Regions from separate parts of the Homo sapiens genome. Here all the other regions are linked to region 3. The links are chromatin contacts, found by Hi-C in ENCODE. All regions are on one chromosome and are shown on one strand. The core of a region is the stretch at or near the end of the contact, and the rest is flanking DNA. Distances in the headings are between cores, read along the strand shown.

What was found. Hi-C counts contacts between places; a loop is a spot of excess contacts on that map. Pooled maps may share reads with other maps.
Region 1: a loop to region 3 is called in a map of GM12878, with 2.7 times the contacts of the local background. The contact joins the promoter of TRIM36 here to the promoter of KCNN2 in region 3. A Hi-C loop is called at or near these places in 1 of 168 maps with a recorded cell type or tissue (GM12878), 3 of 37 single-sample maps with no recorded cell type and 9 of 50 pooled maps.
Region 2: a pooled map shows a loop between it and region 3 (4-fold over the local background). The contact joins the promoter of MCC here to the promoter of KCNN2 in region 3. A Hi-C loop is called at or near these places in 2 of 37 single-sample maps with no recorded cell type and 4 of 50 pooled maps.

The regions. Positions count from the first base shown.
Region 1 is chr5:115,168,414-115,172,088 of GRCh38, forward strand. TRIM36 (tripartite motif containing 36) reads right to left here and starts at 1,495. Exons shown (of 10, transcript NM_001300759.2): 1 at 1,195-1,495. The coding sequence starts at 1,221. RefSeq lists silencers at 671-760, 1,491-1,910.
Region 2 is chr5:113,486,652-113,490,211 of GRCh38, forward strand. It overlaps MCC (MCC regulator of Wnt signaling pathway), which reads right to left and starts at 1,802. Exons shown (of 19, transcript NM_001085377.2): 1 at 1,594-1,802. The coding sequence starts at 1,763. RefSeq lists an enhancer at 1,701-1,995.
Region 3 is chr5:114,360,350-114,364,179 of GRCh38, forward strand. It overlaps KCNN2 (potassium calcium-activated channel subfamily N member 2), which reads left to right and starts at 1,721. Exons shown (of 8, transcript NM_021614.4): 1 at 1,721-2,912; 2 at 3,557-3,652. The coding sequence starts at 1,791. RefSeq lists an enhancer at 1-750 and a silencer at 789-998.

The sequences.
Region 1 (3,675 bases), core at 245-2,744, 810 kb after region 3:
GCCCAACTTCAAAGTACTTATAACCTTGTACAATCATTTCAGCTACTAGAAATACACAGAAAATTAAAATTGACTTAACTAAATGTAATGAAATTTTAAAATGTATGCTAACCTATTCTCCCTAAAGTGACACCAAGTGCTTCAATAATCTCTGACAATTTAACTGCATTAGAGCCAACTGGTTTTATCATTGTCAGTGGGTGTTTCGATGCAGTCTCTTGCTGCATCACTCAAATATGTGATGAAGAGCCATATCACCTCCCAACTGTTCACAGATTTGGAAATAAGATAACTAAACCTCACAATTCACATCAAAGAATACAGAATATTCACATCCTATCTCATTTCACAAAGGGTTTGGCACCTAATTCAAAAGAAAATCTTGTCCGGGATATCCAAAATAGGTTCTTACATTCCATTTTATGTATAAATATGGTCAGTTCAGGTTTACTTGTCACTGGGGGAGGATCTAAAATCATTTCCATTTTCTTGTACATAAAGCAGTGTCTTGAATCTGACTTTTTAATCACAATGGACATAAAGTATTTCTTACCCAAGAGAAAATTTAGTTCATCTGTCATTGAGGGAGAAACAAACTGATTAAGTGTGATGTGGCGGCTCCCTCAATTAAGCAGTTCCTCGAGAAACTTCGGAAGAATTGCACATTCGACACCTTTAAACAAAAACACTTGTAGGCTGACAGCTGCCGGGGCCCCGGCCCGCCCCCCGCGGGCAGGCGAAGCCGGGGAGGAGCCTCTGGCCCAGGCGGCGGCAGCCGGCCGGGCCCGCGGGGGTCAAGACGCCTAGACAAAGGGCGGCCCCGCAAGCGCGAGGGACGCGCCCCAGCTTTCTGCCCGCACCCGACTCCCAAACGCTAATTAATTCTACAGCCTGAGCTCCATTAGAGAGACCCTCCATGATTCCCCCGAGGTGCTCAGGTGGGCAACCATCGGATTTGCGCTCTTCTCCGGCCCAGGGGACCCCACGTCCGGCTCTCGGGGATAGAAAGGGGACGCCCCGGATTGCGGAACCTAGCCCCGGGCGGGAGAAGGCGAAGAGGAAGCGGGATCCCCACACGCCTGCCTTTGCTCTCCCGGGAGGAGGCTCCCTCCGGGCTCCCGGCGGAGGAAAGAGAAAGAGCCGCGGTCGGCACACCGCCCTCGAGGTGGGGGCGGCGGTCCCCTCCGCACTCACCGGCGAATCTGAGCCATCGCCCTCCATGGCTGCCTTCTGCCAGGTGTCATCAGCGGCACGTTCCACTCACACCGGCTACCGAGCGCAGGGTCTGGTGGGCGGGTCCCTGCGGCGGCCGTGGAGCCTCGGTCCGAAGCTGGAAGATGAGCTGGTCAGCTGTACGTGGCCAGCGGACCGACGCGGGGAGAAGTAAGCCGGGGCAGGCAAAAGCACAGGCGCGGGAGAAGCGAGCTTTGCTCCCAGCGACTACCCCGGGAATCCCGCCCAGCTGCCGGCTGCAGCAGCGGCTCCTGCGGACTGCGGCTGGGAACGGCGCCGCGCAGAGACCTGGGCGGGGCACCGCGGGGCGTGGACAGGGCGTGGCCTGGTCGTTGCCCAGGCAACAGCGCCAGTCGCACAAAAGAGGCGGGGCCGCCTGGGGCTGGTAGGCCGGGTGTCTGAGTGGTAGGCTGAGCGGGACTCGGCTGGGCGTGGGTGTGGCACGCGGTTGGGACTCGGCGCCCTCCGCCGCCACCTTCCCCCTACGCATCAGCCCCTCCCTCCCACCCGGGTAGTCGCCCGTCGCCCTATGCCAGGCTGGGGGGCTCTGAGGAACGGAAGTGAGGGCAGCGGGGAGCGGTGGGCGGGTGCCGAGGGCGGCGCCGGGGCGGGGAGGCTCCGCTGCAGCAGAGCAGCCGGCTGCAGCCCTGGCCCCTGGCCCCTGGCCCTGCGCTGCCATTCCGCCCTTCAGTTTGCTCTCACTGCGCTTTCTTCACTCGCGGTTCGAAGCCCCGCTTCCAGGCTCGGCACAGGACGGTGCGGGCGAGGGCGAGCCTAAGCCACCTTCCCTGAATGGCCGCGGCGAGCACGGCAGAGCTGCGCGAGGCGACCAGAGTGAGACCCCGCCCGCCCTCTCCGCGGTCCCTAGCCAGGCGCGGCCTGGGGTTCCCTGGCCCCGCCCGGCTTGTCCCAGTTCTCTTCTGGCTTCACTTGCTGGGTGAACTTAATAGTCCCTGACTGGGCACCGAGCAGTCATATCCCGCTTTCTGCTTCTATACCCCCAAGTCGCGATGTCACCGCACGTTCTTGCCCAGTAGCGCGGGGACCGCCTGCAGGGTGGAGATTCCTCTCCCGGATGCTGGCCAGGGACTGAAGTTAAAAGGCCGCGGCAAGGGAGAGACCCCCCGCCACCCGGGCCTACGCTTTCCTTCCTGAGGGCCAGGACAGAGGGTCCTGAGCGGCTCCGGCACCCCCGCACCCCCGCGGGGAGTGCTGCTGAACGTTAAGGCGCGCGCCAGCTCAAGGACTGGCGGCGCACATTTCACCTGCCACGGCCCAAGTGTGTTTCTGGTGTTGTTTTCAGGACACACGGAGAACAAATTAATTTAGGATTATTAGATCACGCACTGCCTTTCTGGCTAGCTAAACAATTCATTCCTATGTATTAGGCTTTAAGAACAGATGCCCTAAATTGCTGGGTAAGTAGGGACTACAGAGCTGTAGCGAGACATCTCGTTTAGGTTTTAAAATGCTTCCCACTTTTATTTCCTGTTTGGGAGAAGTCTGTCGCTGTGGCAAGTTCCGTCGTCTTCCCACAGCCCTGTCTGCAGCGGTAGCCTCGTCTCCAATCCGGCATCTAAATAAGGAGTGTAGAATTAAAAACACTGAGGGACTATAGCAATTTTCTCTAATGGAATACCCTCCATTTACAGATGAGGTGAACAGAGGACGAAAGCTTTGCCAGGTAATAATGCCTGGGCTGTTCTGATCCGGATTAATGCCCGTTGCGTGGCCGCAGGTGCTAGACTTGGGAAGGCTTCCTTCCCACAGGTTCTGAAAAGTGCTAATCAGGAGGAGACTAACAAATGCCTGCGTGAATTAGGTGCCTATATATATATACATATATTTAAAGGCTCAACCATTAGAAAGCATTATAAGTCTTTCTCATACTGGCCTTTGAGCTAAATAATTCCCCTTGGGCTGTAATTTCACATCCGCACACCTGCTTTGATCCAAAACTTATTAGTTGACACAGTAAAAGTGATTAGAAGGCTCCATTAACAGGAATTAAAGATAAAATCTGTATAGACAATATTTTGGTGAAAATACATTGCTATGGCCTTCCATTTTGCAAATCAGACTTCACTGAGCTATCATTTTCTACCTGATCCACAAAATTCAAACATGATGTTAATATACTTGGCAAGTGTTAATACACTTGGCAAAACTGTGTCTCCAAAAAAATAAAAATACTTATGCAGTGGGCACAACCTTACCATTATCACCCCAGCACAGGTTTTAGTTGTGTGAGCAACTATCTATTCATCCTTCTGAAACAGATCATTTGGTGGTATTTTTGTTTTGGTCCCATGAGATGTTTAAGACCTTATATTAGTCTAGATTTGAGGACTTTCTAAGCCTAATTCTTTCAGAGTATAAGTGTCTTCTTGTTTTAATTTTGTGTTTGTAAAAATTTTTGAATATTTTTGTGCCTCAAATATG
Region 2 (3,560 bases), core at 552-3,051, 870 kb before region 3:
TGGCCAAATTGTGAAGCCCCTTCTCTACTAAAAATACGAAAATTAGCCGGGAGTGGTAGTGGGCACCTGTAATCCCAGCTACTCGGGAAGCTGAGGCAGGAGAATCTCTTGAACCAGGAGGCGGAGGTTGCAGTGAGCCAAGACCACGCCACTGTACTCCAGCCTGGGTGATAGAGCGAGATTCTGTCTAAAAAAAAAAAAAATTGTATCCAAAGTTGGAGTTTGCCTTTATTATTGCAAATGAGATAATAACCTTTCAAGTAGGAAAACAACAAAAAGGAAAACTATATAATGAAATTTCTTTTACTCCCAGAACCAAAATAACGAGACTTCCAGATAGAAATTTGCATGGAGTCAATCAGAATTACATATTATTTTCATTTCCGAACAGAATTACTCCATCAAGTTTTCTGATATCTTCCTAATGTTTCTCAGTAAAACTTTAGCAAAGTAATAAAAATTCACCTAAGAATGATCAAAATTGCGTTGAGTCCCAAATAAATAATTTTTTTTATTTTAAGGGAAAAATTCCGCACTTTGCTTTCTTTTTTTTTTTTTTAGGTAGGCAGGGACAATCAGGAAGCAGCCCCGGATTTTCAGAAACGATCTTTAGCATCACCAAGACATAGACTAAAGAAACATGTAATGCACAACTTAGGCTGCTCCTTCATCCAAGGCAATTCAAATTTCCACGGATACCAAGTCTTCAATGGCCGGTGTCAACCATTCAATAGAAGCATACCAGAAAATGTTGCGATTGCCTTCTTCACCACAAGAGTCTAAGTGACACAAATTTGGGCAGAAGTAATTATTTGGCCAAGCCGGGAGGCAGGAAGCTTAAATACCGCCTCTGTAGGAAGTGCGGGGGATCCGAAGCAAACACCCCAAAGTTTGTTTGTGAGTGGAGGCGCGGAGGCGCCCGGAGCCACGCCGAAGCTCACCTGGTCAGCGCACAGAGCCGGGTAGGAGTCGGGTCTAGCCCTAGTTTGCTCCTGAGCGCTTCGTTCCTCTCAGGCTACTGCGTTTAAATCAATACTGGGTGGCAAACGATACCCATTCTTTGGGCTCTGAAGTTTGGAATTCATGGGTTCTGCGGCACAAGAAAGTTTCTTCACAGGTTATTTCCCTGTCCGAGGCTGTCGCTTAGCTCATCTCCTCCCGGTGCGGCCCTGGGGTGTCCACCAAGCCGCCGGGCAGATCGCTGCCCCGTGCTGCGGCATCTTGATGCCCAGGACCCCGAGGCTGTGGGGCAGCCCCTCCTACCTGGGACAAGCGGCCAGAACTCCTTTTCCCACAGGGAAGAACACTCCAAGCCCCCGGAAGAGTGCGCATCCTAAGGAGATGTCTCCCAACGCCTAGACAAAGACAGCGCTGGGAAAAGTTGGACCAACTGGCACCCCCGCAAGGCGAACAGAGCAGTCCCCTCGGCCTTCGTGGCCGAGCCGGCTACGCGCTCTCGGAGTCGCGGCCAACTTTTCCCGCGAGCTTCTGAGCAACTTGCCGCAAGTTGGGGCGAGGGGGCAGAGCAGGGGTCAAGGGCGCGCGGAGGGACTGATCTCGCTCCTGTCGGTTTCCTCGTACCTCCCCGCGTACCTGCTGATGTATCCGTCCCCGTCGCCGTCGCACGTCTGGAAGAGGCGCCGCATCCTCTCCTCCTCGCCGGTGCTGGACGTGTCGCTGCTGCTGCTGCTGCTGCCGCTGCCGCCGCCGCCGCCGCCGCTGCTGGAGCTCCCCGCAGCCGCTGCCGCCGCGGCCGCCATCATGCGCCCGCTCCCTACTTGGGAGGAGGAGTACGCGCGACCGCAGCTGGAATCCGCGCGGCGCGCAAGCTGCCTGCAGCCCCGAACTTGCCTGACAACGGAGCATGCCCAGTGGCCGCCGGGGCGCTCCGGGCGAGGGATTCCACCTCTCCGGGTTTTGCCCGGACTGGGAAGATGGGCGCTCTGGAATCGCCCGAGGAGGCACCTCAGGGAAGAGGGAGGAGGGGAAGGTGGCTGGAAGAGTCAGGGAGCTAAGGGTGGCAACGGGAACACAAGAGGAGGCAGAATACACTGGAAGCCCCCGGGAAGGGTGTCAGCATTGTGCATCCGGCAACGACGCGGGCCCGGGACACTTGGGGACGCTTCAGGCAGAGGGCAGGTGTACTCCCGGCAGACCTTCTCCGACCGCCCGGAGTCATGGCTTCCTTTTCCAGAGAAGCTATATAAACACTCTCCTTCTGCAAACTCAAAACGGTGCTTGTAATCCCACTCTCCAGGATTGTTCCGGGTTCTGTACCCATAGCCACCAATGAGAACCGGAATGACTGGCCTTTTTATGAAATTTTGACACCTGTCAAGAAACCTGGCCCTCGCAGCCCTCATCTTGGCTCCCACTCTGTACTGGGAAGAGTCTGCACGCTGTGTGGCATTGTGTACGTTGGGTCAATTTCTGGAAACGGCTCACTCTACTGGCCAGGCATCACTAGAATTTCCCCCAACAGCTTTAATAATGCCAAGAGCGAACATAATAGATGGTCTCATTTGATCCACACTACAGACCTGGAAGATGCCTCTTTTATTATCAATCCTACGACTTAGGAAGTATTAATAGATAAGTACCTCATAGAGTTATCTTACATATAAAAGGAGAGCAGACATAATGCAGTTAGGACAATGTCTGACACCTAGTAAGTGCTCAACAACTGTTAGCTCTCATTGTTCCCAATTTACAGGTAAGAAAACTGAGGTACCAAGACCTGCTCAAGGTTCCAGGTTTAGTAAGTGTTAGGGCAGAGGCAAGCCCGGGCAGCCTAACTCCAGAGCAGGAGCCTTTAAACACTGCACTATTCCCCCATAGCCAAAGGGAAACCACAGTGAAGCAATTTGTGGTTTCGTGAATGACTCATTATTCTGTCCTGGATTTTCTGCCAGAGAGGCGTGTGAAGTTCTCTGGTGGTTTTAAAATATGTCCACAGATTCTTTGGTGCACCCCTCATCAAGAGGTGGAGTCTGTTGCTTCCCCTAAACCTGGATTGGACTTGTGACTGCCTTGACTTCTGAGACTAGGTTAGAAAAGGCAATGCAGATTGCACTTGGCTCTCTCCCTTGGGACACTTACCTTTGAAGCCTTGAGCTGCCTGAAAAGAAGTTTGGCTACCCTGAAGCTGGAGAAACCATGCAGAAAGACCATGTAAAGAAAAAAGGAGATGACCAAAGAGCTACAGCTGTTCTAGCCCTGGATCTTAGAATCTTCCCAGACTAGGTGCCAGACATGAGTGAGAGATGATGCTAGCTCTAGATGCTGCAACTGCATTGGAGACCCTGAGCAAAACTGGCTAACCAACCCCCAGAGCTGTGAAGATAATAATTAAAAATTGTTGTTTTAAGCCATTAAGTTTTGAGGTGATTTGTTATGCAGCAATATATAACTGGAACAAGTCCATATGTCTTGGGAATGTCTGCTAGGTCAGAAGGAAGGAATCTCTGCTCTCTTTCTCCTCCTCTCCACCCCATCTACCTATTCCTACTTTACTTCTTTATTATTCTCTAAGTTCCCAGTATTTCAGGGCACTAAAATCA
Region 3 (3,830 bases), core at 471-2,970:
GCCGAGTAGAATATCAAGAAATTGGATCCAGCTGAGAATTCCAATTACCTAATGACCTAATGAGGGTGATCCGCTTTCACTCTAATTGCTAGGTCTAACTCGTTGTAATAGTCTTTATCATGAAAAGCAGGCTTTAAAATAATTTAAAATGGAAACAAATATTCAACGGGCCAATTTCTTTCACCTTCTTTAGGGGGAGACGGGAATTTGAATTCACAAAGAAATGCAAATGTAAAGACTTAAGATGGAGCAGAAACAAAGAACATAAGGATCACCTAGTGCATTGTGTTGGTACATCTCTTAGAAGAAGACAGCACAGGGAATTTGTGAGACACCAAATGCAATTTTTGTTAGTTTATTAGAGAGTAAATAAATAAATAATGATACCGAACTCCAACAAAACTCCAGCACTGTCCGTGGGCAGCGACTATTCAGCCCAAGCTATCATTCTTAATTTCCCTGCCAGGCTGCGACTACCGGGGTGAATCAGCCCGCGCCAGGCCCCTTTCCCACCCGCCGCTGCAGTTAGGACTTGGCAAAGATGCTCGATATTTGCGTATTTGTGACCGGTCTTTGCTTTGTGTCTGCGCTGCAGGTGAGGAGGAGGAAGAGAAGCAGAAGAGCAGCTGGAGGCCGGCGGTGGCTGAGCAGCCCCCACACCTTTGAGCGAGCCGCCTGCCTCTCCACCGGCAAGGAAGCCCTGGGACCTCCGGATTCGGGCTGCCGGAGGGCCTGAGCGCCAGAGCCCAGGACCCGGCGGCCGGGGGCGCCATCCCCTCATGTTCTGGAGAAGGCGCAAATGTGAGCTGGCGGTAGCGGGGAAAGCCCTCCGCCCCCGCCAGGGGGGACCCGGGAAGCCCGGCCGGCTCTGTCGGCAGACTGCGGGGATCCCCTCCTCCGGCCCCGCCCCCACCCACCCCCGGCCGGGGTGCCGAGGCGGTTAACCCTACCCGCGCCGCAGCGCACTTGGGCTAGAGCGCCGCGCACCCAATCCAGATTCCAGAGCCTGCCGGCTGGGAAAGATCCGGTCTCGGGGTCGGCTATGATCCCGCAGCGGCCAAGGCAGGGCTCAGGCCCCGGGATTCTCCCCACACGCTGCTGCACTGGCGCAGCCGGTCGCCAAACTTTTTCTCCCCAAAGCCAGTGCCCCCGCAGTTACTTGGCGGGCAGCCGGCAGCCCACTCTCGGCGGGATGATCTGGGAGAAGCGGGCGTGGGACGAGGGGGCTGCTGTTTTGCAGCCCTGCGAGGCGTGCAGTCGGAGAAGTGGTCGGGGTTCCACACCGTCCCTGAGCCTGCCCCCGGCCAAGGTGGCCCGACGTGCTGCAGTGGCTGGCGCAGGTGATCCGGGCAGCGCGTCCGGCACTAGTCAAGGGGGCAGCGGCACGGGAGGGAGGGGCGCCTTTCTCTTTTCTCCTCCCCCTGCAGCCCAGCTGCACTGCGTGGGGGCTCTCCATCTCCACGCAATCAGCAGGCGGAATCCCTGCCCTGGAGCGCCCTGGCTCTGGACTGCACCCCCCTAGGGTTTGTCCTGCAGATTCCCCTCCCCATCTTTCTCTGCCACACACGCTTCCCTAAGCCGCGCGCGCCGCAAACTCAGTCTCGGTCCCCGCAGGTGATGTCATGCCCATTGTTTTGGTGCGCCCAACCAATCGGACTCGCCGCCTGGATTCTACCGGAGCCGGCATGGGCCCTTCCTCGCACCAGCAGCAGGAGTCCCCGCTCCCGACCATAACGCATTGCGCAGGGTGCACCACCGCTTGGTCTCCCTGCAGCTTTAACAGCCCTGACATGGAAACCCCATTGCAGTTCCAGCGCGGCTTCTTCCCAGAGCAGCCGCCGCCGCCGCCGCGCTCCTCACACCTGCATTGCCAGCAGCAGCAACAGAGCCAGGACAAGCCGTGCCCGCCCTTCGCGCCCCTCCCGCACCCTCACCACCACCCGCACCTCGCGCACCAGCAGCCGGCCAGCGGCGGCAGCAGCCCATGCCTCCGGTGCAACAGCTGCGCCTCCTCCGGTGCCCCGGCGGCGGGGGCGGGAGATAACCTGTCCCTGCTGCTCCGCACCTCCTCGCCCGGCGGCGCCTTCCGGACCCGCACCTCCTCGCCGCTGTCGGGCTCGTCCTGCTGCTGCTGCTGCTGCTCGTCGCGCCGGGGCAGCCAGCTCAATGTGAGCGAGCTGACGCCGTCCAGCCATGCCAGTGCGCTCCGGCAGCAGTACGCGCAGCAGTCCGCGCAGCAGTCGGCGTCCGCCTCCCAGTACCACCAGTGCCACAGCCTGCAGCCCGCCGCCAGCCCCACGGGCAGCCTCGGCAGTCTGGGCTCCGGGCCCCCGCTCTCGCACCACCACCACCACCCGCACCCGGCGCACCACCAGCACCACCAGCCCCAGGCGCGCCGCGAGAGCAACCCCTTCACCGAAATAGCCATGAGCAGCTGCAGGTACAACGGGGGCGTCATGCGGCCGCTCAGCAACTTGAGCGCGTCCCGCCGGAACCTGCACGAGATGGACTCAGAGGCGCAGCCCCTGCAGCCCCCCGCGTCTGTCGGAGGAGGTGGCGGCGCGTCCTCCCCGTCTGCAGCCGCTGCCGCCGCCGCCGCTGTTTCGTCCTCAGCCCCCGAGATCGTGGTGTCTAAGCCCGAGCACAACAACTCCAACAACCTGGCGCTCTATGGAACCGGCGGCGGAGGCAGCACTGGAGGAGGCGGCGGCGGTGGCGGGAGCGGGCACGGCAGCAGCAGTGGCACCAAGTCCAGCAAAAAGAAAAACCAGAACATCGGCTACAAGCTGGGCCACCGGCGCGCCCTGTTCGAAAAGCGCAAGCGGCTCAGCGACTACGCGCTCATCTTCGGCATGTTCGGCATCGTGGTCATGGTCATCGAGACCGAGCTGTCGTGGGGCGCCTACGACAAGGTACAGGCTTGAACCCCAGCCCACGCTACCGGAGTCGGGCACTGGGTGGTTGGGATGGGCACTGGCGGGGACCCTTTGCGTGCGGATCCCTAGCCTCTCCGGGACGATCAAGGGAGCCCGCCAGGACAGCGGGCGCGTCTAGGACGCGCATCCGTAGTCAGCTAAACAACTCGGAGATGAACCCTTTCCGCGTGCAGCCAAAGTTCTCGAGGCAGTTAAGAGTGCTCAGCGCATTCGGGCACCTTAAGTAAGTGGTTCTGGAAGTCGGTGGGGAAACCATCTGTAATTCATCCCCTCGTGAATTATGTTTAGAAGGGCCCTTTCAACCCGCTCTCTTGAACTCAGAAGTAAGTTCCTCTGGTTTTGCTAGCCTGGAACAGCGGCGCTCGCTTCGGTCCTCTATGGCGTGGACCCAGCAGCCCAGCCACGCGTCTTCCCAGTCTTTCCAGGTCTACTCTCGTCTCTTTTGGTTTTGAGGCCGAGTGATCTGACAGATCACAGAGCCAAGACAGGTGCACCCCTCTCCCCTTATCTTCCTTCTGTGAGTTCAGGTCCACCTGTGGGGGACTGACTGACTCTGGGGACGTGGAAGGCGGTTAAAAGTGCTTCTTTCTTAAAAGTGCTTCTGTCTGACTGTGTTGCAGGCGTCGCTGTATTCCTTAGCTCTGAAATGCCTTATCAGTCTCTCCACGATCATCCTGCTCGGTCTGATCATCGTGTACCACGCCAGGGAAATACAGGTAACTTAGGTCCTGCTGTTTATGAATGACCCAAAGCCCTACAGTCAGCCTAGAGAAACGCAAGGCAGCAGAGGCTTTTTTCAAGCCATCATGTCCTTGCTTGAGGTTACAGAAGACACATGCTGTATTGTTACCGTTAGCACCTGACCTGTTCTTTCAGGAAGTGGAAAACAACACA